Linked DNA regions of Homo sapiens: regions 2 and 3 are each linked to region 1. A link is an interaction called in ENCODE POLR2A ChIA-PET data of the cell type or tissue named here. Cell type or tissue: B cell. All regions are shown on one strand. Links, peaks and the distances in the headings refer to the core of each region. The heading gives the core; the rest is flanking DNA.

What was found. Peaks named below come from ENCODE experiments on the same cell type or tissue, not always from the same donor. Only the 100,000 strongest peaks of a DNase experiment are listed, where the experiment ranks them.
Region 2: POLR2A ChIA-PET joins it to region 1 with 8 read pairs; 2 of 35 experiments call an interaction of 5 or more read pairs at or near these places.
Region 3: POLR2A ChIA-PET joins it to region 1 with 5 read pairs; 22 of 35 experiments call an interaction of 5 or more read pairs at or near these places.

The regions. Positions count from the first base shown.
Region 1 is chr3:10,194,363-10,205,185 of GRCh38, reverse strand. IRAK2 (interleukin 1 receptor associated kinase 2) reads right to left here. Exons shown (of 13, transcript NM_001570.4): 3 at 4,671-4,817. Among named protein-coding and RNA genes, the nearest start is that of IRAK2, 35 kb to the right of the region's middle. RefSeq lists an enhancer at 8,167-8,461. In B cell, for the core only: no CTCF peak of the experiment used is centred there; DNase peaks (open chromatin) are centred at 5,415, 5,935 and 6,765; H3K4me3 peaks cover 798 bases; H3K27ac peaks cover 4,587 bases.
Region 2 is chr3:9,685,867-9,696,689 of GRCh38, reverse strand. It overlaps MTMR14 (myotubularin related protein 14), which reads right to left. Exons shown (of 19, transcript NM_001077525.3): 14 at 8,799-8,869; 15 at 7,936-7,994; 16 at 7,608-7,746; 17 at 6,547-6,726. LOC124909344 (a long non-coding RNA gene) reads left to right here. Exons shown (of 2, transcript XR_007095816.1): 2 at 1,165-3,186. Among named protein-coding and RNA genes, the nearest start is that of CPNE9, 13 kb to the left of the region's middle. In B cell, for the core only: no CTCF peak of the experiment used is centred there; a DNase peak (open chromatin) is centred at 5,429.
Region 3 is chr3:10,143,496-10,148,495 of GRCh38, reverse strand. VHL (von Hippel-Lindau tumor suppressor) reads right to left here. Exons shown (of 3, transcript NM_000551.4): 2 at 1,860-1,982. Among named protein-coding and RNA genes, the nearest start is that of VHL, 4.2 kb to the right of the region's middle. In B cell, for the core only: no CTCF peak of the experiment used is centred there; a DNase peak (open chromatin) is centred at 2,625; H3K4me3 peaks cover 825 bases; H3K27ac peaks cover 3,648 bases.

The sequences.
Region 1 (10,823 bases), core at 2,927-7,926:
AGGAGAATGAGAAGGAATTCTCCAGCTATCAAGGATATGAAAATCTCCCTGGATTCCATACAAACTAATCAGAAGTTGGCCATGGGTGGATCATTACTGAAGCCAGCTGATGGGGACATGGAGGGTCATTATGCTCTTGGCTTTTGTATGTTTGTAATTTTTTCATATAAAAATGTTTTAAAATAATGGCTAAGGGAGGGGAGGGAGATGGGGCAGGAGAGTAGATGAACAAGATGGGATACTTGTTGGGTGATAGTGATAGATGGGGCTTGGGGCTTCTACATAATCTTGTTTCCAAGAGTGAGGCACAGCTAATCAGAGGTCAGATCAAGTGCCAGGACTTAGCTAAAAAACAAACCATTTCCTATGGAAATGCTTCCAGAAGCTTTCTTTTTCTTGCTTTTCTTTTTTGCTCTGTTTTGTTTGTTTTTGTTTTTGAAACAGAGTCTTTCTCTGTCACCCAAGCTGGAGTGCAGTGGCGTGATCTCGGCTCACTGCAACCTCCGCCTCCCAGGTTCAAGCAATTCTCCTGCCTCAGCCTCCCAAGTAGCTGGGATTACAGGCGCCTGAGACCATGCCTAGCTAATTTTTATATTTTTAGTAGAGATGAGGTTTCACCATGTTGACCAGGCTGGTCTCGAACTCCTGACCTGAGGTGATCCGACTGCCTTGGCCTTTTTGTTGCTATTCTACTGAGGCTAATATGCCTGCTTTCTCAAGCAAAATGCACCACCTCTGGTCCTGCCGAGCTGTGTCATTGCAGGTACAAGAATTGCAGAAGCAGCGGCACTGTATCTGACATGGGGTCTTCTATGTCCTGCCCTGATGCTGGCAGCGGGTCTACCCCCAGCTGCCCCATCTCCTTTATTAGTATCAAACAGAATTTGGCTCAAGCGCTGGCTCCAGCACTACTCAAGATCTGACCTCAGATGAGCTGTGCCTCACTTATCTGAGCTTTCTCAAATGTAAAAAGAGCAATAATGGTCTGTTTCTTGTCCAGGTAAAAAGAGCTGATGTTTATAGAGCACAAAGGTCAGGCTGTGACACATGCAGTACTTGGTATTTTACCAAGGCTGGTGAAACTATGTGTAGAGTAAGTAAACAGATTCTGACTGATAGCCCAGTGGCCTCTCCTACAGCTAAGGCTTTGTAACAGTTATTTCAGCTGCTCAAAACCCTTTCATCTGAATTCTAGCTTCGAGACTGCTTTGCCGAGGTGCTCATAGCCTATCCATGGCTCCTCTGCTCACATATTTTCCTCCTCAGCCAGGCGCGGTGGCTCATGCCTGTAATCCCAGCACTTTGAGAGGCCGAGGCAGGTGGTCAAGAGATCAAGACCATCCTGGTCAACATGGTGAAACCCCGTCTCTACTAAAAATACAAAAAATTAGCTGGGCGTGGTGGCGCGCACCTGTAGTGCCAGCTACTCGGGAGGCTGAGGCAGGAGGATCACTTGAACCCAGGAGGCAGAGGCTGCAGTGAGCCGAGATCGCGCCACTGCACTCCAGCCTAGTGATAGAGCGAGACTCTGTCTCAAAAAACAAAACAAACAAACATATTTTCCTCCTCCATGTCTCTTCCCACTTCCTTCCCACCTACTGCAAGGGGGAGCCAGGGTATCACAGGGATCAAGATGTGGGCTCAGTATACTTCACTCCTACCAAAATCCTTTAAGATAATTGATGAGTTTGAACTCTGGGGCTCAGTGGAACCTTGGGGTTTTCCCGAAAGAAGACAAGCTTTGGGTGGTTTGATGAAATGAATGATTTCTTATTTTCAATTTAGGCAAAGATAGACAATCAACTTCCTGTCTCTGCCTGCAAATTGTAGTTATCATCTTGACCTGCCTGGGCACATTTGCTCCAAGTGCCATCAAGAAAGCAAATAGGGGCTGGGTGCAGTGGCTCACGCCTGTAATCCCAGCACTTTGGGAGGCCAAGGCAGGTGGATTGCTTGAGCCCAGGAGTTCAAGACCAGCCTGTGCAACACAGCGAAACCCCATCTTTACAAAAAATACAAAAATCAGTCAGACGTGGTGGTGCGTGCCTATAGTCCCAGCTACTCAGGAGGCTGAGGCAGCAGGATCGCTTGAACCCGGGAGGCAAAGGTTGCAATGAGCCGAGATTGTGCCACTGCACTCTAGCCTGGGTGACAGAGATTCCATCCCACTGCCAAAAAAAGAAAGTAAGTAAATAGGGCTCTGTGCAGTGGCTCATGCCTGTAATCCCAACACTTTGGGAGGCCAAGGTGGGAGAATCGCTTGATCCCAGGAGTTCGAGACCAGCCTGGGCAACATAATGAGATCCCATCTTTACAAAAATAAAAAATTAGCCGGCCGTAGTGATGTACACCTGTAGTCCCAGCTACTTGAGAGGCTGAAGTGGGAGGATTGCTTCAGCCAGGGAAGTTGAGGCTGCAGTGAGCTATGACCGTGCCACCGTCACCTAGCCTGGGCAACAGAGCAAGGCCTATCTCAAAAAAAAAAAAAAAAAAAAAGGAAAGAAAGTAAACAGCAAAGGCTGACAGAGACATGTGATGTTTATTTTACTTTTATTTTTATGTTGAGACAGAGTCTCACTCTGTCACCCAGGCTGGAATGCAGTGGCACGATCTCAGCTCACTGCAACCTCCGCCTCCTGGGTTTGAGTGATTCTCCTGCCTCAGCCTCTCGCGTAGCTGGGACTACATGTACCCGCCACCACGCCCGGCCAATTTTTTGTATTTTTAATAGAGACAGGGTTTCACCGTGTTAGCCAGGATGGTATTGATCTCCTGACCTCGTGATCCACCCGCCTCAGCCTCCCAAAGTGCTAGGATTACAGGCATGAGCTACCACGCCCGGCTGGCTGTGATGTTTATCTTTACAGTAACCTAGATAAAGAATACCAGAAGGAACTGCTATGCCTATTACCTCTTCCATCCTGACCAGCACGCCCCTACAATTTCCCTATTTTGTTATAATTTTCCCTTTGGTCAGGACCATTTCCCCTTATCTTTCATTGCTGATCAAAAGTCTACACTTAAAAATACATATATTTAGCTACAGGAAATAATCCAGACTCCTTGGCCTAGAATTAACTTTCTAGATTCAACCTATCTGGAGTGTCTGGAATGTTCATAATATCAGATAACATTTAATGAGCACCTCCATGGTGCAACACTCAGGTGCAGGATTTCTTACCACAACGTGATGAAATAGGGTCTATTATTCTCCTCATTTTACAAATGAGTAAACTGAGGTACAAACGCTAAGTCATTCTACAAAACAGCAGCACTAGGATTCAAATATGAGTCTGTCTAATACAAAAGCCCACAAAACATGTTCCTTTCAGCTGATGCCGCCCCTGGCTTCAGAAACGGCAACAGTGAACTGAGATTACATGGATTTGGGGTCTCTGGCTCACCACTCAGGAGGCCGCAGGAGACAGGAGGTGAGGCAGGGCTCCAGGGGTGAGGCGGTGAGAATGGAGATTGGGCTGAGCAGCAGCTCCCCTAGGGAGGTCATCTGCTGGCTGAGCCATTCTGTCATTTGGAAACTGTCCCTGAGCCCTTGCCTGGGCACAGGCGACGGAGACAAATCTGAAGTGGTCCAAAAGGATTTGGGATAGCAGTGAGTATGATGCTTAGGGATGTGAGTGTTCAAATCACACAGCTCAGACATTACTTCCTATTTGTGTGACCTTAAGCAAGCTGCTCTCCCTCTCTGGGCTTCAGCAGACTGTGACTGATGGAGGGGAGGAAAGTGGTGGGCAGGAAGCACCCCTCAATTCCCCACTGCATGGCTGCGAGGGCCGGGGCCTATGGAGAATGGACAGAGAAATGGTCAGACATCCGGTCCAGAGCCTGCACGCAGGGCCAACCTGTGCTGGGGACACGGGAGACCACTGGTGAAAACAGGGACCCGGCAGTACATGACCTCAGCCAGGTTGGTTAACCTCGCTGTGCTTTAGTTTTCTCATCCATGAAATGGGCATAATCACAATACCTAATTCATAGTTAGTTGAAGATTAAATGAGTCAATATCTTTGAAGTACAGTACTTGGAATAGTGTCTGGCACTAGAAAGCCTCCAATTACCGAGCTATTTCTTTTCTGCTCACAAAAATGGTAACAGATGTTATATACATTTTGTTACCTGATTTTTTCTACTTTTCTACCTCCCGATATTGTCAGTATGTTTCCATGTACATATGCACGTCTACATCACTGTTGATAGTACTTTGTTGTGACTGTCTGACATTAATTTTATTATCCCCCATTGTTGTTGCCAGATTTTTTGCTTTCTTTAGGAAGAGTCTCGCTCTGTCACCCAGGCTGGAGTGCAGTGGTGTGATCATAGCTCACCACAGCCTTGCACTCCTGGGCTCGAGCAATCCCCCTACCTCAGCCTCCTGAATAGCTGGGACTACCAGGTGCATGCCACCATGCCTGGATGATTTTTTTAAAATTTTTTGTAGAGAAAAGGTCTCACCAGGTTGCCTAGGCTGGTCTCAAACTCCTGGGCTCAAGCCATCCTCCCGCCTCAGCCTCACGGAGCTGGGATTATAGGCATGGGCCACCATGCTCAGCCTCAATTTTTTGCTCTTATATGCTAAGCTGAATGTCCTTATAGATATATCTTCATTTCCTTAAATAAAAGTGCTTTAAGTAAAAAAGTTAAATTTAAAATACCTGGGCCTGGAAAGGTGGCCATCCTCACAGGCTGCCCCTCTTCCTGTTCATCCTCAGCCTTTCTTACAGAAGCTGCCAAAGGCTTTTCTGGCTTCACAGAGTCAGGGAAGGCTGGAATGGGACACCTGATTTCAGGAGCCGGTTTCCCTGAAAACAAGGTGGAAAGAAAGTTATTACTATTCCATGAAGTGGGGTAGCCATTGAGAGACTGGTTCTGGAAGTCAGAGACCTGGGTTCTAATTCTGGCTCTGCCACAAATGCATGGTGTTGCAGGGCGGGAGGGTCTTTCCCTTTCTGGCCCCGGCCTCCCCATCTGTAAAATGCGGTAGACCAGGCGCGGTGGCTCACACCTGTAATCCCAGCACTTTGGGAGGCCGAGGTGGGTGGACTGCCTGAGGTCAGGAGTTCGAGACCAGCCTGGCCAACATGGTGAAACCCCATCTCTACTAAAAATACAAAAATTAGTTGGGCATGGTGGCACACGGCTGTAGTCTCAGCTACTTGGGAGGCTGAGGCAGGAGAATCACTTGAACCGGGGAGGCGGAGCTTGCAGTGAGCCAAGATCGCACCACTACACTCCAGCCTGAGCGACAGAGCAAGACTCTGTCTCAAAAAAAAAAAAAAAAAAAAAGAGCAGTGGCTGAACATGGCAGTCCTGGTGAAGGTGGAGCTCTGACGTGCTAAGTCACATACACCTGCTTCCACCCAACCAGCTGTGTGACCTCCAACAAGTCACCTTCCTCCTCTCGGTCTCCCTTCCCTCACCTATAAAACGGAGGTGATAATGGCGTCCGTTTGCCTCCCGCTGGGGTGTCATGTGGGAAAGGAGAGTAGAGATGGGAATGGGCGCTGTAGACTGCACATTTCCCTGAACACGTGAGCGGGTCAAAGACACCATCCCTCTAAGCTCCCACTCCAGCCCCTAGGGATCAAAGTTCTGGCTGTCCTACAACCTCCCTTTCACGCAGTGGAGACAAACGCATCCTTCCCACTTGATGGATGAGAATCCTAAAACAGCAGCCATGGCCACTGAGGACGGGCTGTACCAGGCCCAGGCCCAGCTGCACAGACATGAATCCTCACAACATCTCTGCTTCTCATCCCTGTTCAGAGATGAGGAAACTGAGGCCTGAGCAGGTTAAATGACTTGCTAAGATCACATGCCAAAGGCACGCAGGACTGGCCGAAGAACTCCCCTGCCTTCTCGAGGGTAATCATTTCCTTTTTACATCAACTTGGGAAACCCCAAAGGTGCTTCGAGGGTGTGTCAACCTCAGCTTCCAGCCAGCTTCTCAGAGCTGCTCTGTGAAACAGCTTCCTCTCCCCTCCTCCACTGGGCCCTGATCTTATCCCTTCTGGCTGGGCCCTGCCGCCAGCTCAGGCAGCCTCCACACCCTTGCCAGGCTACTTCTTACCAAAGTATACATCTGGCCTCGTCACTTCCCTGCTTGAAGCCTTTATGGGGCTCCCCATTGCCTAGATAATGTCCACACTCCTTAGCCTGAATCTTTCTGTCTCCCCATTGCCTCCCAGATAAAACCTGATGCTATAGCCCTGCATTCAAGTCCCTCATTCTCTGGTGGTTTGGGATAGACTCATGTTTGAGAATGACAAAAACTGGGGCACTGAAGTCCCAGGAAGGGCTGCTGACTCGCTTGATGTCACACAGAGCATGACATAAAGCATGACACAGGGGATGTCACAACAGATGTCCCAGGTAGGGCTGGGACAAAACATCTCCAGCAACATTTCTTTGAACTGGTCAACTGTGCCTCTCTAAACAAAACCAATTGTTACCCTGGGACCTCACTTTTCAAACCCAAGCTTTTGAACTAAAATAATAGGACCTAAATTTGCATAGCACCACACTGGTATGGCACCGTGCATATTTATTTAATTTTCACAACAATCTCTGGTAGTTCATAGGTTTATCTGCATTTTATTTTTGAGTATATTGAGGCTCAGATAAGTGAAATGACTTGTGTCAAGTAAAACAGCCAACAACAGTCAAACCTGGGACTGGTTTCACTGTCTCCCACCCAGCTAGGGCAGAACTATTGAAACACCACTGCCATCACTGCCACCACCAGCCCCAATTCCCCCAGGGGCAGACGCCCCAATCCCCAGACAAACAGGAACAAAGGGGTGATCACTGACTTCCCCAGGGTGGGAGGAGTTGGGGAGACATCGGGAATGCACAAAAATAACAACAAGGCTGAATGTCGGGGGGTGATGAGTGGCTTCGTCCTTGTGTTTTCTTTACTGTCACTGACATTTTAAATAAATTTTCGTTTTGTTTTGTTTTGTTTTGTTTTTTGAGACGGAGTCTCGCTCTGTCGCCCAGGCTGGAGTGCAGTGGTGTGATCTTGGCTCACTGCAAGCTCCGATTCTCGGGCTCACGCCATTCTCCTGCCTCAGCCTCCCGTGTAGCTGGGACTACAGGCGCCCACCAGCACGCCCGGCTAATTTTTTCTATTTTTAGTAGAGACAGGGTTTCACTGTGTTAGCCAGGATGGTCTCGATCTCCTGACGTCATGATCCGCCCTCCTCAGCCTCCCAAAGTGCTGGGATTACAGGCGTGAGCCACTGCGCCCGGCCTGAGTGGCTTCTTCCTTGTGTTTTCTTTACTGTCACTGATATTTTAAATAATTTTTTTTTTTTTTTGAGACGGAGTCTCACTCTGTCGCCCAGGCTAGAGTGCAGTGGCACAATCTCGGCTCACTACAAGCTCCGCCTCCCAGGTTCACGCCATTCTTCTGCCTCAGCCTCCCGAGTAGCTGGGACTATAGGCGCCCACCACCACACCCGGCTAATTTTTTGTATTTTTAGTAGAGACAGGGTTTCAGCGTGTTAGCCAGGATGGTCTCGATCTCCTGACCTCATGATCCGCCCTCTTCAGCCTCCCAAAGTGCTGGGATTACAGGTGTGAGCCACCATGCCCGGCCCTCCTTTGGACAACTTTTATGAAGACTAATGGAGACACTGCTTAGCTCAAAATATGGGACCTTTATTTCTGTGGTGGTTATAGTCTTAAAATATTGGTTATCTCTTAAATAGTCCACATATTGAGGATAAGAAGAGTAGGATGAGAGTCTTTTAGTTTTCTTTTTCTTTTTCTTTTTTTTTTTTTTGAGACAGAGTCTTACTCTGTTGCCCAGGCTAGAGTACAGTGGAGGAATCTCGGCTCACTGCAACCTCTGCCTCCTGGATTCAAGCGATTCTCCTGCCTCAGCCTCCTGAGTAGCTGGGATTACAGGTTTGCAACACCACATCCAGCTAATTTTTTTTTTCTGTATTTTTAGTAGAGATGGGGTTTCACCATGTTGGCCAGGCTGGTCTTGAACTCCTGACCTCAAGTGATCAACCTGCCTCGGCCTCCCAAAGTGCTGGGATTACAGACATGAGCCACCGCGCCTGGCCTGTTTTATATTGTGGGGTTTTTTTCTTTGTGATTTATTCATATCATAGAATTTTTCAACAAAATCATTATGCATTATTTACACAGTAAAGTATACTTCTTTTAAAAAAAATCAGTTAGCAAGCTAGCTAAAGTAATGACGAGAACTGAGTCTTCCAAGCTAGTGTGAGTAGCGTTTGCCCTGGGGACCCCTCTGGCTCCAGTGAGCAGACGATGAATCAGCCCTTCATGAGATTCAGATCCACCTCACTTCTGTTTTTCACCAACGAATGTCCACGTTGTGTATTGATACGTTCAATTCAAGCACCCTCCCCACAACCCTGGAGATCTCAAGTCAGGAAGCTGAGGCTCAGCGGGGAACAAGACCTGCCCAAGGGAAACAGGGAGGCAGGCAGCACTGAGGCAGGAAGGCGGGGTCTCCTCCCAGAACCACTGACGTAAGGGCACCCAGAGAACATGCACTTCTCTCCCAACCTGGGCTCCACGGGCACTTCAGTGGTTCTATAGGCCACACCCCCCCATCCTGATTGCCATCAGGCCAAGGCCTTTGTGGCTGAAACTCGGAGTCTAGAAGCCAGTTTCTCTCCAACAAGGGCCTTGCCTGCAGGAATCACAGGATCACTGTCTGCCTCATGGCATCCCACTGCCTTCCACAGGCCCAGGAGGAGAATAAACAGTCCCTAGGCCGGGCACAGTGGTTCACACCTATAATCCCAGCACTTTGGGAGGCCAAGGAGGGCAGATCACCTGTGGTCAGGAGTTCTGGACCAGCCTGGCCAACATGGCGAAACCCCGTCTCTACTAAAAATACAAAAATTAGCCAGGCGTGGTGGTGCACACCTGTAGTCCCAGCTACTCAGGAGGCTGAAGCAGGAGAATCGCTTGAACCTGGGAGGCGGAGGCTGCAGTGTGCTAAGATTGTGCCACTGCACTCCAGCCTGGGCAATAGAGCAAGACTCTGTCTCAAAAAACAACAACAACAGAAAACCAGTCCCTTGTACAGAATGACAATGAACAATGTCGGGGTGAGTGCTGATTCAAGCACGGGTCTGGAACAGAGCTGTCGCTCCCAGGGTGCACAGAAGTGAAAGCTCTGCCTGTGCTCCCTTGGAAGGCTACCCCCCGCCACTCCCAGTCCTCATCTTTCCCAGCCTCCCCTCTCTGGCAGGGAGAGACTGCCTCTCTCCCTCCACCCTCCCTCCTCAAACTGCCTCAAGTGGGGCTTATGCTCCTGGAAAGGCTTGTCATCCTTGTGACATCTGTGTCAAAAGGGCAGCAGTGGCTCCCCTGGCTCAGGGCCGGCTGGGCTCGCTGAAGTCACTTCCCAACAGTGACCTCCTGCAGAGGCCAGGCCCGCAACAGTATAAAATGCTCCCTAAAGGTCTCACCTACACCCAGAACCGCCCATGATCCCAGCAAATGAGGCACCTTCTCCTTGTCGGAGGCCTGCCTGGCTGAGCCTCATTGTTCTCATCACAGTAAAACGGGGATGAGGGTGATACTTACAGCCTTACTTAACTTCAGTGTCCTGTTCCTTTTTTTTTTTTTTGAGACAGGGTGTTGCTCTGTCACCCAGGCTATGCAGTGGTGTGATCACAGCTCACTGCAGCCTCAAACTCCTGAGCTCAAGCTATCCTCCTCTCTTAGCCTCCCATGCCGCTGGGATTACAGGCAACACCACGCCCAGCTAATTTTTAATTTTGTGTAGAGACAGCATCTCACTATGTTGCCCAGCCTGGGCTCAAACTCCTAGGCCCCAGTGATCCTCCCACCTTGTCCTCCCAAAGTGCTGGGATTACAGGCCTGAGCCACTGCTCCCAGTCCAGTGTCCTATTCAGGGTAATGTTTTGTTCAGCACAAATCTTTGCCTCTCTGTCAAAACACATTTGGCAGGAACATCAAGGCCACCAACCCATTTGTGGCCGACCTCTGTGGGCTCCACCCGTGGGGAAGATAAAAAATGTCATTATGTTTTCATCCTAAAGAGAGTCCAGCTTTTCTCTTTCTTTTTCTTGTTCCTTCTGCAGTGACATGCGGTGGCCCCACCTGGCACCACAGGGCATTTGGAAGTGAGCAGGAGTGAGGAACAGATGGGGAGGGGCGGTGTCGGCAGGGCTACCTGTGACCAGACCTGTCAGCACACTTGGGGCTAACATCCACCCTCCCACACAAGAGGCACCAGGTCACACCAGCCACGGATGTAAGCCAACAGAGCCCCATGTCAGCCCCAACAAGAAGTTCTGGTTTCCTGTGAAACCCCCATCTTCTCAAGCTTTGAGTTTTTAGATGTCTTTAAAATGCAAGCAATAAATGGTGCGTATAAACATGAACCGCCCTCATCTCCACCCTGGAGCTGCCGGCATGGTCTGAGCTGGGTGGACAGGCAGGCCCATGCATGCCTGTCCCACTGTCCAAACATGAAGATGGAGAAAATGGCCTCTGTCCTCATCCCTCCAAACCTGCTCCCTGCTAGCTAGAAAGACGCAACGCCCACTCATTCAGGCTGGCACACCAGAGAGCTAGTGAAATAAAAATAGAACACCAAAGGCAGGATGAGGCAAAGGAGGCCAAATGCCTACAAGAAAGGGCTGTGACAAGCTTTAACTCTCGCACTGAGCTTCCTATCTGCCAAGGCCAAGGCTCAGGAGTGAGCTGCTCACGGACTTCTTATCACAGATAGACAGGGGCAGCCTCAGGCTTCCAAGACAGCACTCTTTCCTCCCAGGATTAAATTC
Region 2 (10,823 bases), core at 2,380-7,379, 510 kb after region 1:
TCTGAGGTGACAGCCCGACTGGTCACCGTGCTAGTCTTATCCCCAAGCAGCTGCCACTGGAGTGCAGCCAGCCAGGCACTGCAACTCTGGCAATCCTTAACCATCCCCATCTGTAAGACAGGTGAAGACACCTGCTTGAGGTATCACAGCTAGACAGTGTGAGAAGAGGTTTCTGTTTTTGTTTTTCCCTGCTCTTGTCGCCCAGGCTGGAGTGCAGTGGCGTGATCTCAGCTCACTGCAACCTCTGCCTCCTGGGTTCAAGCAATTCTCCTCAGCCTCCCAACTGTAATCCCAAGTAGCTGGGATTACAGACGCCCGCCACCATGCCCGGCTAATTTTTTTGTGTCTATTTTTAGTAGAGATAGGGTTTCACCATGTTGGCCAGGCTGGTCTTGAACTCCTGATCTCTGGTGATCCGCCTGCCTCAGCCTCCCAAAGTGCTGGGATTACAGGCGTGAGCCAGTGCGCCCGGCTGAGAAGAGATTTTTAAAACCAAGAATGATTACACATTTGTCCTGAAACAGAACCACCTTGGGACCAGGGAAAACAGATGGTTTTCTATGTTAAGGCTGCCATAAATCGGAACCCCCTACAACATACAGACTTGTCACATTCATCATTCCTGCTAAACTCTAGAAGGTGCGTGATGGCAGCATTAGGGATGAGAACGGGATATGGTCTGTCACCTGACGGAAGCCCCTAGGGCCCGACAGAGCAGGGCTTCCTTGTTTCTAGATGGAGAAACTTGGGCTCAGGCAGTCTGTAAATCAAAGAGACAGCTCCCCAGGAGCAGCCTGCCCTGTGCCCCCTCCAGGTCACACCAGGCCTTCAGCCGGCACAACCCTGAGATGCATCCTAGCTCCACAAATCTCGTCTATTGTTCAAGCTGCAGGGTAGAATCTTTTCCAGTTCTAGCAGCTTGTGGGAAAACAACAGCTAAAAACCAGAATGTTGAGGGAATGGAAGGGATGCTGACTAGGTTGAGGCACAGCTGGGGCTGGGAGCATGGGGAAGTTTCTCAGGCCCCAAAACCACTCCCCAAGAGCCAAAGAGTAACACTGGCAAGGGAAACATGACCAATGGGATGGAGTTACTGACTGGCTCCCCTCAAGGATTCCAGGTCCCCTGGGCTTGTCACTTCCCTTTACTTCCCCCATGTCTCAGTAGGTAACACCGGCCAAGAACCGCACTTGCAGCAGCTGTCGGATGGATTAGGCAGCACAGACAGCAGCAGGGTGTGTGATCCCAGGGGACAGAAGCATCTCTCAGCAAGCAGCCATCTTCTGCAGACTCTGGGATTTTTCAAGAGTGAGCACACTGGCTACAAAGGAGTCTTCCTACGTGAGGCCTTTGTCAAAGGAAGGGCTACAAAGTGACCATTCAGCTCCTGGGGTTGAGAGCAAAGGGCCATGCTAAGCAGGAAGGTGTTCACAAATACCACCATGGATTAGCTGGCTGCAGGGGACACCTACAGTGCATCATGTCACCGGGAGTAAGGACCTGTGCCCACATACTGAGAAGGGAGGAAAAGCCTTCCAGTCAGTCTAAGAACACAGGTAACTTAACCAGCTTCAACAAGAGCCCAAAGTCTTTTGCCCTGAGCAGCAAACAGAGGGATCCAAGCTCCACCCCCTCTGCTCTCCCACTACAGGACTGGAGAGAACATGGGACCAAGCAACCCTCAAACTGGATGGTGGCGGAGCTGAACAACGCTTCAGAGGTCACCTGTCCACATCCCAGCGGCTCAGACCTCTGCCTAGGAGGGTGGGAGCTCAGCAACATTTCACTTCCTTAGTTGGATGCGGCTCAGGGCCCTCTTCACAGCACCCAGAGCTGCAGTTCCTACCGGCTCCCAACTCCCCCGATGCCCTGCTGATGGCCAACTCAGAGCAGGTGTCTTTTAGCTAGTCCTTTCTGGAAGGGGGTACAAGAATACTCACACAAACCGAGCTGGCTCAACCCAGGCAAGAATACACAGGTCGGGATGGAGGCCTGGCCTTTTACGCAGCTGCCTAGTGCCATGACAGAGCCTACAGGCTCTCGGACAAATGACTAAGGCCAAGTCCTTAACCACAGCTACAGTTTACTGAGCATTCGTGAAAAGGTATCTACTATGAGTATTTACTCCATCCATCCCAGTCCATCCCAGTCCATCCCAATCCATCCATCCATCCATCCATCCATCCAATCTATCTATCTAATCTATCTTTTGTATTGGCAAGGTCTCACTATGGTGCTCAGCCTAGTCTTGAATTCCTGGGTTCAAACGATTCTCTGACCTTGGCCTCCCAAAGTGCTGGATTACAGACATGAGCCACCATGCCCAACCCATTATTTCATTTTAACCCAAACTTACGGGAGGGGGGCCTGAATCATTTTTCCCCCTTTAAAAACAGGATAAAATAACTGAGCTCAGAAAGGAAGTGATTTTTCCAAGTCAGACAGCTAGGACTGCAAAGCTACGACGGAAACCCAGGTCTGACCAAAGCCCTTGCTGATAATATACTCATCTTTCTTCCTGATAAGGGGTGGGTGACTCAGAAATTGGTTCATGGACCACCACGTAACCTCCAACGGGAGTAAAGCACACAGCTTCTACCTATAACTGAAAAAAGAGGCTCTCATCTGACCCTGGATGTGAGAAAGGAAGCAGCGTGTCATCCTGGGAGGTGCTGTCAGCCATTTTGCCACCATCAGGGAAGCTGGCCAGAGAACAAAGCTAACATGCAGGAGGCAATGGGAACAAACTACGGGGAAATAGAGCTGGAACCTTGATCAGGCTGCACCTGAAGACTGATTTTCCACTAGGCTTTTCCATATACAGTTGTTCCTTATTATTCCTTTTTGTTGCAGGGAATTGGTTCCAGGATTGCCACCCACTTACCACCCCACCAATACCAAGTCCTTGGATGCTCAAGTCCCTTACATAAAATGTAGTAGCACAGCTGATCCTTGAACACACGCATGAACTGCACAGGTCCACTCATATGCAGATTATCTCCTGCCTCTGCTGCCCTACACAGCAAGACAGCCCCTCCCTCTATTTTTTCCTCAGCATGAAGACCTTTATTATGATCCACTTCTACTGAACACACAGGAAATATAGGTTCCCTTCCTTATGATTTTCTTAACATTTTATTTTTCTCTAGCTTACCTAAAAATACAGTATATAACAGATATACAAAACATGTGTTAACTGACTTTATGTTATTGGTAAGGCTTCTAGTCAACAGCAGGCTATCTGTAGCTTTTGGGGAGTCAGAGTTATACCCAGATTTCAACTGCATGTGTAGGGGACAGCCCTAATCCCTGCATTGTTCAAGAGTCACTTGTATTTGCATATAACCTATGCACATCCTCCCATATGCTTTAAATCATCTCGATTATCTGATACAGTGTCAGTGCTCTGTACATGGTTGTTACACTGCATGTTCACATCTGTATTACTTTCTATTGTTTATGTTATCTTGAATGTTTTCAATCTGGTTGGCTGATCATGGATGTGGAAACGACAGATATGGAGGGCTGACTGTAAATGTGTTTCCTTTATTGTTTCGGTCAGTTTGAAATGTGTTTTCTGTTACTTGCATTTGAAAACATCTGACAAGGCTGATACAGAAGGTTTGAAGGTATACAGCTAGGAAGGACCTTGGCGTTACCTAAGCCTCTGATTACACAGATAAGAAAATGGAAACCCAAAGTCATCAAGTGACATGTCATGAAGTCACACAGAGTTAATACTTGAGCTAAGATATAGAATCCTGGGCTCTGAGGGGACCTGGCTGTCACCTAATCTAAACTTACCCTGCTCCCACCCACAAGCAGACAGCCTAAGACAGAGCTCGTTGCTCAAAGAGCAGTTAGCAGGTGGTGGTGGCTGGGGGAAGAGTAGCTAACTGGGCAGCAGAGGTTGGTCCCTGTGTTGCTACTCAGCTATTCAACCAGGCTGCTGGGCATCCCTCCGCAAACTTCACCTGCTCTTCAGGTAGCCTGGCTTCAAGCTGGGCTCAGTGGTGGCACCAACCCTCCTTGGGCATGGACAATCCTGTGCTAGCAACCTCCCTACTCCTAAAGGATGCATGACTCCAGAGCAGAGGCCGAGGCCGAGGCCATGCAAGGTGGAGCGACCTGCTAACCAGAGCTGGGGGAGGCATGTGAGCTCAGAGCATTGGTCCTGGCCTGTCCCAGCCCTCAACCCTGTCGCTGATGAGAGATTTAACAATGGTCCAGAAATGCAACTTAATCAGAAGCTGCTGCAGCAACAACAGCTAACAATGATTAAAAACCACTGGGCTTGCCAGTAAGGGCTGTGGGCTCGGGGTTAGTAAGAATTGGCACCCCACAGAACTTTCTTCCCAACCTGATTCATACCTACTACTTAACTTTGAACAAAGCTTCACAGATTCATTCCATGGGGGAATCCTGCTTTAAAAGAGAGATGCCTGTAGAATTTGGAGTGTATAAAAACCCAAAGAATTCACATTAGGAGAATTTTGGCTGTCACAGACAGCTTCACTAAAAGGTTTCTTTCCAAACAGCTTCTCCTACCACATTAAAGACCTCACAGGCTATTGTTACCTAAGAAGCAGGGAGGGTAATGACAGGATCCCTTAGGCACTTTAAGATAAGAGACTAAATTAATTTTAATGGTAATGGAAATACATAATTAGAATGCTCCAAATCTGAGTAATCTAGACTTTCAAAACCTCTGACCAACAGGCATCCAAGTCAGAAGAAGTCTGGCTCCAGACAGGCATCCCCCAAACAGACCAGCGGAAAGATCAAACACCTCACAGCTGCCCACCCCACACCTTTCAAAGCCTTGCACCCATCTTGGTCCAGCTATCCCAAGCTTGGCCAAGCCCCCATGTGCAGGGCTCTGAGGTCAGGAGGACAACCCCAATTCTCCTCAGCCTCCCAAGAGGGGGCCTTGGTGGCCATCCTGGACTGGCTACAAGAGCCTGAGACACGCCCTGCAAGCAGAAAGTCACCTGTGAGACTGAGGGACACTATCACAGGATTGGAAAGTGGGATCTTTTGGCAGGCAGGAGATGGAGAGCCAGGGTGTGGTAACGGGTGATGGGGTGCTGCCTCAGCTTGGGAGCTCACTGCATTCTGGGCAGTTAAGACTGAGGCAGGACCCAGAGGACAAGAGGAACCTCTGGTTTCCTCCCTAGTTGTTCAGCAATGCTGGACAGGCAGAAAAGGGGGCAGGAACCATGACCTAGAGCCACAGCCTAGAACAGTGAGGGTCAAACAGTGCCACTGCAGCCTCAGAGTGGCCCTGAGGACAGCTGGGCACAGACAAGGGTGGTGCGGCAGCAGGCATGCACACACAGGATGGGACGGGGCACCGGCACATGGGCTTGTCTGTCTGGCCCCATCTCTGCCCCACCACTTCCACCACACCTCCCATGGGGCCAGACGGCGTGTGGCGGTGGTTTCACAGGCTCAGCTCCAGCACTCAGGCAGTGTTCTGAGCTGAAGAGTTCACGCAGGGGTGAGCACATGGGGCCCCTGTGGGCAGTGCAGTCTGGAACGCCCACTTGCCTCCCGCTTATCTGCTCTGCCTATGTGCAGAGGATGTTCTTCCCCAACTTCCTTCATTGCCTGTTTTTGCCCAGAGGGAAAAACCATAGAGGGGTGATGGGAGGAAGGTTCCAGAAGTTTCAGAATGTTTTTCTTCTTAACAGACCTATTACTACCAAGGACTAAACTGAGTCTGAAAATCACATGGACATGTGGCAGAGCTTGACTTGAACCTGGGATGGATGCCAAAGCTCATGCCCATTCTTCTAAATGCCCCTTTTTCCCTGGAATTCACTAAGGGCCTGAAGTCCCACGCTGCTTTATTCACTCCAGAAAGGCTAGACATTCTCAAAACTTTAGAACACAAAGCAATTCACAGGATTCTTTCGATGGGAGTATGAAAGTGGTAGGAAATGCTTTCCCCAAGTGCCAGACCAGCCCTCAATCCTAGCCTCTGGCCTGTGCTCAGCTTTAAACTCACCCAGGAGGCACCATTCCTGCAGCGCCCTTCAGCCACGGCCCTGGCATGGCCATCCTGGCTGAGCTGCTCCCTTTCCAGGTGTGCAGTCACCATCGTTTGTCCCAGCCACACACATGTAGCTCAGCTCCCTAACACTGTTCTCACTGCCCCACCAATTCAGACTTTAGATGTGGGAGCCAGAAGGGACTCAGAATCTAGATCTATCTCTTCAATCACAATGGGAGGTGCGCCTAGGAGGCTGGGATCTGCCAAAGGTAACAAGTGGAGGCAGTCCCTATTCCCCACCTATCACATAACAGCCACGGCACTTCTGGGTTCCCCTGCATTATGCTAGGGTTCGAGGAAGGAGTCTCAAACCACTCTACAAATCAGCCCTTGCTTTATTACCAAACACTAACCCATCCTCCAAATACTGGGCCTGCAAGCTTAGGAACCCCATCTTGAGACCCTAGCTCAGGTGCTGGCCCCCGACCCTCCAGTCTTATTAAGGGGGAAAGCTAGGCACTTCCAACAGCAAGGGCTTTGGAGCTCCTCACCTGGGTTTGGGGACCTCCAGGGGACTGCTACCCATCCTGAAAAAGTTATCAGAATGGTTTGAGGAAGAGGAGCTGGAAGACCTGGCTTCCGCCAGCCCCTGCTGGGAAGGCAAGCGGTCCTCTGAGGGTTGTGGCCGGTTCCAGAGGACACTCTGTGGAGAGGATGAGTGGCTCTTCCTCCTGCAGTGGAAGGAGCAGGGCTGTGAGCCGGGGGCCACTGCAGGCAAAGCCCTCTGCCCACCCTCACTGAATTTCAGGCCTAGGCTTTACTTCCACTGGGAAAACATCACATGAGTTGGCAAACATTAGCACTCTCTCCAGCTCAGGGCCATGGGCAGCAGGGCTGGGTCTTTATGGAGGGCCTGTGGCATCCAAATCACACCAGCCTACTGGTCTTGAAGTATGTGCTAGAAAATGATTCCTCACTCTTCAGTCACTGCCCACCTCCATATGTTATGCAAAATCTTTTTTCCCCCTCTAAAAGACGGGGTCTCATTATGCTGCCCAGACTGATCTCAAACTCCTGGGCTCAAGTGATCCTCCTGCCTTGGCCTCCCAAAGTGCTGGGATTATAAATATAAGCCACCACTCAGGACTTTGTTATGCAACATCTTGAGCCATCTGTCCAGGGTGAAAGTCATCAGGGTCTCAATTTCATGAGATTCTCAAAGGAGCTGACCCTCAAGTTCCCAATTCCCCATCAACTTACACCTACCTTTTGGTTTTCTTTTTCCAAAATGGCCCCCTATCTCCCCGACAAATGATAAAATGGAGCTCCTCCAATACCAGCCTCCCCAGACCCCTGCCCTACCCTGCCCAGCTGCTTCTCTGTCCCACAGGGAGCCCTAGCCCTTTATGTTCCTGGGCCACCACAGGCAGTGCCCTTCACCAACCAGATGGCTGACTTCTGAGGCCCAGTAGAGACAGCAGGAGCACGGAGCTATCCTCTCAGCTCTTCTCTTGGGGGCCTGCTTTGTTCTTGGGGCTCCAGCCTGGCTCCCTGGTGCTGATGGCCCCGGGCCACAGCTGTGAGTGACCTTGGTCCAAGTCTGGCCCCTTACCAAGCTGCCTGAGTTGGCGCTCCTGCTGGGACCAGCTCCACGGCCTCATAGGTGAAGCTCCCAGTGGCTCCTGGGGAACTCTCCATGACCAGGGAGAAGTCGCTGCCAAGGCTGGTGGTGCTGCCACGGTCCTTTCGTCCTAAAAGAAGCCAGTGCCATCAGTCAGCGTGTTACCTTCTCCCACTACTGGTCCCCCACCTTTTCTATACCACATAACTGGGAAGAAAAAAAAAAAAACAAAAAACCTCTTAGCACAAACAGTTCCTGCCTGATCTGTACACGGGAAGATGTATGGAGGAAGGGAAGTCTGTTGGGGCCCAGGACTCACTCAGCATGCAGATGTCTTCCAGGGTGAAGCCTCCATCCCGGGCTGGCAAACTCTTCCTCCTAGAAATGGAAGCCGGAGCAGTAAATTCCAGATCTATCTGGGGTCTTATTGTGTCCCCCGTTCCCAATCCTGCCTGTCCTGGAAAGCAGCTCAATTCACTGGCAACTTGTGGAGACGGGTCCTAGCCTAGGGAGTGTTATAAGACACCAGGGCCACTTCTGGGACCCACGCTGCAAGGCTCTGTCCAACACACAGGTGAAGATTTCTGAGGGCAGCAAGGTCTGCATCCTCCTCATCAGCTTGTGCCCTGAGCGTTCAAGTGTGGCCCAACATGCTTGTAGCTCGGATTAGGAAGGCAAACCAACTCAGGCAAGACCCCAACTCTTACAGGGGTCCTAAGGCAGTTGCCAGCCAAGACTCTTGCATTTCCCAGGCCGGAAGCAGACTTCTGCCCTTTTGTAGGGGGCTGCAGTGTTCAGCCACACTTCCTGCTGTAGGCCATGGAGGACAAGAGTCAGCTTGGGCACACTGGGAGTTAAGAGTCCTCCTACTCCTGGGCTGGCTTCTCCCTGCAGCAACACACCTGTTTTCTTGGTCATGAGAGACCACTCGTCTGTCCCAAAGCCTGTCTGCTAGTGTGACTCCAAGTTGACCCCCACATGGCCTTCCCTGCAGAAGAGCCTCTTCACCAGTGGCCTTCAGCAGGGACCCCTACCCTGGCCTCAGAGCGAAGGCAGGAGGGAGCACCAGCCCAACAAGCAGGGAGGCAGGGCGGGAATGAGGTGGTCAGCCTCTTGCCTCCCAGGGAGCAGCCCTTCTCAGAGCGCCCTGGCCCAGCATGACACGTGCAGGCCTCCACTTACCTCTGGGTCTTCAGAGCAGAGAACTCCTCGGAGGTAATATGCTTCAAAAAATTGAAGCAGAAGAAGAAAATCTAAAGGAGACCAAAGAGCAGCGCACAATGAGAAGAACCAAGGCAGCAGAACTCCCAGGGGAGGGCGGCCAGCCACTCAGGTCAAGGCCCCTGCTGGAGAGCGGCCCTGCTGTGGGACTGTGTGGGTGTTCTGGTCCATAAATGGTGTGGGTGGTACAGAGGCCTTGGAAGGGCCTGGCAGATGCATGTGGGCCGGGGCAAGGCAGGAAGGGATTTCCTTCCTGGGACTGCCAGGGTTAAGCCAGCTATTTTTTTTTTTTTTATTTGAGACAGAGTCTCGCTCTGTCACCCAGGCTGGAGTGCAATGGCGTGATCTCGGCTCACTGCAAGCTCAGCCTCCTGGGTTCAAGCCACTCTCCTGCCTCAGCCTCCCGAGTAGCTGGGACTACAGGTGCCCGCCACCATGCCCAGCTCATTGTTCGCATTTTTATTAGAGACAGGGTTTCACCGTGTTAGCCAGGATGGTCTCAATATCCTGACCTCATGACCCGCCCGCCTCAGCCTCCCCAAGTGCTGGGATTACAGGCGTCAACCACCGTGCCCAGCCAGGCCAGTGATTTTTCAAACCATCATTAAATTCAACATGTGTGTTCTCAAGTGGTTAAAAAGGATAAAGTGAAATGGCACCCTCTCCCCTCTTCTAAGATTCCCAGGGAGAGATGCTAACAGGGAAGGATAGCTGCGGGAGAGATGACTTGGGCGCAGGGAGAATAATGGACAAAGCAGGAACATAATGGAAAGGAAAGGAATCACATTTTTTAGGGGAGGCATCCCAAAATACTGGTTCAGAACTGCGGGTGTGGGCAGCCACTGTCTGGCCTAGAGCCTCCCTTGCTGAGGAGCTGTGAGGGTCAGGTCTTAAGCTTGAGGTGGGCACAGGCAGGAGGCTCCTGACCCCAGCCACACCCCCACCTCCATGAGCAAATTATCTTCTCCCTTCCAGCCAGTGCCTCGCCCAGGGGCCTCCAGGAAGCACACACCAGGCTTCCATTTCTGTGGTGATTCCCAAAGGCCTGGCCCATGAGCCCCTCTCTCAGAGAAATCCCTACTTGGCATCCCACGAGCCCTGTCAGTTTCTTATCTCTGTGTGCCCAGGCAAGGAGCTGCCCCCCACAAGGAGAGGGCTGCCCAGGTCGGGTCAGTATGAAAATGTTGTGTTACTTAAGATTAAACAGGTGTTTTCACTACAGACTTTGTAGTCTTTAATATGCTAATATGCTAATATGTTCCCCGAACCTCCAAGGTGAGGTGGGGAGACGACACAATCGTGTTTAACTAATAGGCCTGGGGTTTTTTGCTTTGGACGCATCAGTGTCTGGATTGTCTGGGGGGGGTAACAGAAAGGTCCTGAAGATGAACCTGCAGCTGAGGAGAGCCTCTTGTCTACATGGAGAGATGCCAAGGGCTCAAACTCAGACACTACTTGGTTCAGCCCCACCCTCTGCAGGCAGATCTGGTCTGCTTTGTCGGGGAGGGAGACTACAGGGAGGGTAGAATGTCCCAGAGCTCCGGGAAAGTCCCAAAATGAGAGGCTACAAAAAGGCTTCTTGAAGCACTGATTTCAATACCAAAGTCACCGCCTCTGAGGGAGTTCACGGAGGCCTCTGAGGAGTAGGCTTAGAGCTCTACAGCCCTGGCAGACGCGATAAGTGTTCAGAAGAAGAGATTTGGAAGAGGAGAGGAGCAGCTGAGACGGAGGAACAAAAGGAGGAGGTGCGAGATAAGATGCCCAGGAAGGAAGCAGCCCCATGAGGGTGAGAAAGATGAGAAACACACTTTGGGAAAATGGGGGAGTGGGGGCCAAAGAGAAGGAGCTGACACCGTGGGACAGCTTCCATGCTGGGCACCTGGACTCATTCTCTCACGCTTGACACCAGGAGACTCAAGGTGAAGCAGACCACCCAAGGTCACCCAGGCAGTAAGGGGGCCAACTAGGGAACACACTCAGGGCCGA
Region 3 (5,000 bases), core at 1-5,000, 54 kb after region 1:
AAAAATACAAAAAATTAGCCGGGCGTAGTGGCGGGCGCCTGTAGTCCCAGCTACTTGGGAGGCTGAGGCAGGAGAATGGCGTGAACCCGGGAGGCGGAGCTTGCAGTGAGCCGAGATCCCGCCACTGCACTCCAGCCTGGGCGACAGAGCGAGACTCCGTCTCAAAAAAAAAAAAAAAAAGAAAATCTAGTACAACTGAATTGGGTATCCCAATTCCTATTTTACACTCACTGGAAACGTACTCGAGGGTATTCTATAAGGCAAATTTACCAAATTTAACTTAGCAATGCTCATTTTTATATATCTACTTCCTTAAAACAGGATCTATACACACATAGTAGTTTGAATCCTATGAAACCCATGTATTTGGGGGGTTTTTGAGTTTTTTTTTTCTTTTTTTGAGACAGGATCTCACTCTGTCACCTGGGCTGGAGTGCAGTGGTATGATCATGGCTCACTGCAGCCTCAAACTCCTGGGCTCAAGGGATCCTCCCACCTAAGCCTCCCAAATAGCTGTGACCACAGGCATATGCTAAGATGCCCAGGTAATTAAAAAAAAATTTTTTTGTGGAGCTGGGGTCTCACTTTGTTGTCCAGGCTGGTCAAGAACTCCTGGTCTCAAGCGACCCTCCCGCCATAGCCTCCCTAAGTGCTGGAATTACAGGCATGATTACAGGCAGGAGCCACCACACACTGCTGGTCTTTAGTGAGGTTTTTTTTACCCACAGGAACATCAGTTTATTAGGGTTTACCCTGATAAAATCATTTGAGCTTCAAACAAATAGTGAAGTATTATACCAATCTTCAATGATTTAAAAAAAAAAAAAAACAGGCTGGACGCAGTGGCTCACGCCTGTAATCCCAGCACTTTGGGAGGCTGAGGTGGGCAGATCACCTGAGGTCAGGAGTTCAAGATCAGCCTGGCCAACATGGTGAAACCTCATCTCTACTAAAAATACAAAAATTAGCCAGGTGTGGTGACAGGCACCTATAACCCCAGCTACCCAGGAGGCTGAGGCAGGAGAATCACTTGAACCCAGGATGCAGAGGTTGCAGTGAGCTGAAATCGCACCACTGCACTCCAGCCTGGATGACACTGTGAGACTCTCTAAAAATAAAAATAAAAAAAAAAAAAACACCTCTGATTGGCACTGTGAGCTTGATTGTGTTAAATTGAAAATACATAGGCCAGGTGCTGTGGCTGATGCCTGTAATCCCAGCACTTTGGGAGGCGTAGGCGGGCAGATCATGAGGTCAGGAGATGGAGACCATCCTGGCTAACACGGTGAAACCCCGTCTCTACTAAAAATACAAAAAATTATCAGAGTGGGTGGCACACGCCTGTAGTCCCAGCTACTCGGGAGGCTGAGACAAGAGAATCACTGGAACCCAGTAGGCGGAGGTTGCAGTGAGCCGAGATTGCGCCACTGCACTCCAGCCTAGCTAACACAGCGAGATTCTGTCTCAAAAAAATAAAAAAAATTAGAAGTCAGCAACAAATAAGCCAAAATATCTCATGCTCTACACATTGTTCTCCTGGAACTCCAGGGCACAATTTGGCCAGGGAAACAAAAGGCATTCGTAATTCTACAATTCTACAAAACTAACCTATGATATGATACTTTAATTTCGCTTGTCTCTTAAGAGCCCAAAGTGCTTTTGAGACACCATAACACCTTTAACACATAACGTACAAATACATCACTTCCATTTTATTTATGGTAGAGAATAGGATACAAAAAGATTGGATAACGTGCCTGACATCAGGCAAAAATTGAGAACTGGGCTTAATTTTTCAAGTGGTCTATCCTGTACTTACCACAACAACCTTATCTTTTTAAAAAGTAAAACGTCAGTACCTGGCAGTGTGATATTGGCAAAAATAGGCTGTCCGTCAACATTGAGAGATGGCACAAATAATTCAGTTTGGTTAACCAGAAGCCCATCGTGTGTCCCTGCATCTCTGAAGAGCCAAAGGTGACCTATCGGGACAAGCAAAGGTTGTTAAAGAGCCACACCGGTGGCTGGGCACGGTGGCCCACACCTGTAATCCCAGCACTTTGGGAGGCCGAGGCAGGCGGATCATGAGGTCAGGAGATCAAGACCGTCCTGGCTAACGTGGTGAAACCTCGTCTCTACTAAAAATACAAAAAAATTAGCCAGGTGTGGTGGCGAGCGCCTGTAGTCCCAGCTACTCGGGAGGCTGAGGCAGGAGAATGGTGTGAACCCAGGAGGTGGAGCTTGCCGTGAGCCGAGATCGCGCCACTGCACTCCAGCCTGGGTGACAGAGCAAGACTCCGTCTCCAAAAAAAAAAAAAAAAAGAGCCAGACTGGTCTGAGTCAGGGCACCTATTTTCTCCATTTCCCCTGACCTACACAAAAAGCTTACCTCTCACTCTGCTTAAATATTATACAAAGCCCTTCTAGTAACATTATCTCAGTCAGTCCTCACAACAGATCCATTTACAGATGAGAAAACAAGTCTGAGAGAAGTGACATGCTCAAGGTATAAGACAGTAAGCAAAGAGCGCGTACTTAAAGCTCTCAATCCCATGCCCTTTCTGCTACCATGGTGGAAAAGGGAAGCCTAGGTCAAGTACGTGATTACAAATCACAGCAAACCCTGCAAACTAAAGAGAAAAAGCCACTGACTTCTCAAATCAGTGCTTCTCAAAAACAAGGAAGTGCAAAAACATGTCGAGAGAAAACTCATCAAACCCTAAGATCTGTGCATTTTACTGTATGTAAATTATACCAGAATTTTCTTTTCTTTTTCTTTTTTTTTTTTTTGAGATGCAGTCTTGCTCTGTCGCCCAGGCTGGAGTGCAGTGGCACGATCTCGGCTCACTGCAAGCTCCGCCTCCCAGGTTTATGCCATTCTCCTGCCACAGCCTCCCAAATAGCTGGGACCACAGGTGCCCGCCACCACGCCCGGCTAATTTTTTGTTATTTTCAGTAGAGACAGGGTTTCACCGTATTAGCCAGGATGGTCTCAATCTCCTGATCTTATGATCCGCCCGCCTCGGCCTCCCAAAGTGCTGGGATTACAGGAGTGAGCCACTGCGCCTGGCCCAGAATTTTCAAAATGCATACATCACAAACAAAAGAGGGCAGGAAGCAATCCTCCAGCCCTAAGATTCTGTTTAAGGAAGGAGGAGGTTGTCTTAGAATAAATATAGCACTTGTTCCTCGGGGCATAAATTTACTTACAGATTTGATGGGAAATTTTAAGAAATGTAAACTTGTAATTTTTTAAATTTTGGTAAAATATACATAAAAGTTACCATTTTATTTATTATTTAGAGATGGAGTCTTGCTCTGTTGCCCAGGCTGGAGTGTAGTGGTGTGATCTTGGCTCACTGCCACCTCCGCCTCCCAGGTTCAAGCAATTCTCCTGCCTCAGCCTCCCGAGTAGCTGGGACTAAACAGGCGCATGCCACCACATGCAGCTAACTTTTGTATTTTTAGCAGAGACAGGGTTCCACCATATTGGTCAGGCTGGTCTTGAACTCCTGACCTCAGGTGGATCTACCTGCCTCAAACATTTACCATTTTAACCATTTTTAAATGTACAATTCAGTGCATTAAGTACCTTCAAAAGTAATGTTATTTTCTTTTTTTAAGACGAGGTCTCTATGGGTGCAGCACACCAACATGGCACATGTATACATATGTAACAAACCTGCACGTTGTGCACATGTACCCTAGAACTTAAAGTATAATAAAAAATTTTAAAAAAATAAAAAAGAGATGAGGTCTCAGCCTGGGCAACATAGCAAGACCTCATCTCTACTAAAAATAAAAATAAAAAAAGAAATTAGCCAGACATAGTGGAGCATGCCTATAGTCCCAGCTACTTTGGGAAGCTGAAGCTCTGGGAGGACTGCTTGAGCCCAGGTTAAGGGTGCAATGAGCCGTGATCATGCCACCAAACTCCAGCCTCCACACTCCAGCCCAGGCAACAGCAGGACATCCTGTCTCAAAAAAAAAAAAAAAAAAGACAAGATAGAGAGACAGGGTCTTGCTGTGTTACCAGACTAGAGTACAGCAACTATTCAGAGGCACCATCATAGTTCACTGTAGCCTCCAACTCCTGGGTTCGGGTGATCTTCCTGCCTCAGCTTCCCAAGTAGCTGGGACTAAAGGCAGGAATGTGCCCTGCTAATTTTTCAAGAATTTTTTTTTTTTTTAAATACAGACAGGGTCTCACTATGTTGCACAGGCTGGTCTCCAGCTCCTGGGCTCAAGAAATCCTCCTGCCTCAGCCTCCCAAAGTGCTGAGATCACAGGCATGAGCCACTGCACCCAGGCTCAGTAAATTTTTATATTAAATCGGGCACAGAAAAATTTTGGAGTAAAATACAAAATTCATACAATTTCCTATATAAAATAGGAGCCTACAGAAATGTTGATCCCTGGAAATACTGTGTTCTTCATCTAACATTAGAAGTCTGGTGTAAAAGTGTATTAAGTACACCACCCTCAAGGAAGAAAGATCGGGATCCTTGCAAAAATCCTTTGTAAAGATTAAGTGACACTAGGACTACTTCTCTGCTTAAAGGCCATGGCAAGATTACTGCCTGCACCTTAGGTAAGGCCTAGTTATTCCTCACCTGGGTTTTCACAACTACCTAACTGCTTCCTCGACAGCAGTCTTTCCCCTCCAAACCACTTGGCAACCTGGGTGAGCTTTTCAGTATATAAATCTGACAATGTCATGTCCCTGCTTAAAAACTTTCGGTCGGACGTTGTGGCCGAAATCCCAGCACGCCTGTAATCCCAGCACTTTGGGAGGCCGAAGCAGGCAGATCACGAGCGCAGGAGATGGAGACCATCCTGGCCAACATGGTGAAACCCTGTCTCTACTAAGAATACAAAAAATTAGCTGGGAATGGTAGTGCGTGCCTGTAATCCCAGTTACTTGGGAGGCTGAGGCAGGAGAATCGCTTGAACCAGGGAGTCGGAGATTGCAGTGAGCCAAGATTGTGCAACAGCACTCC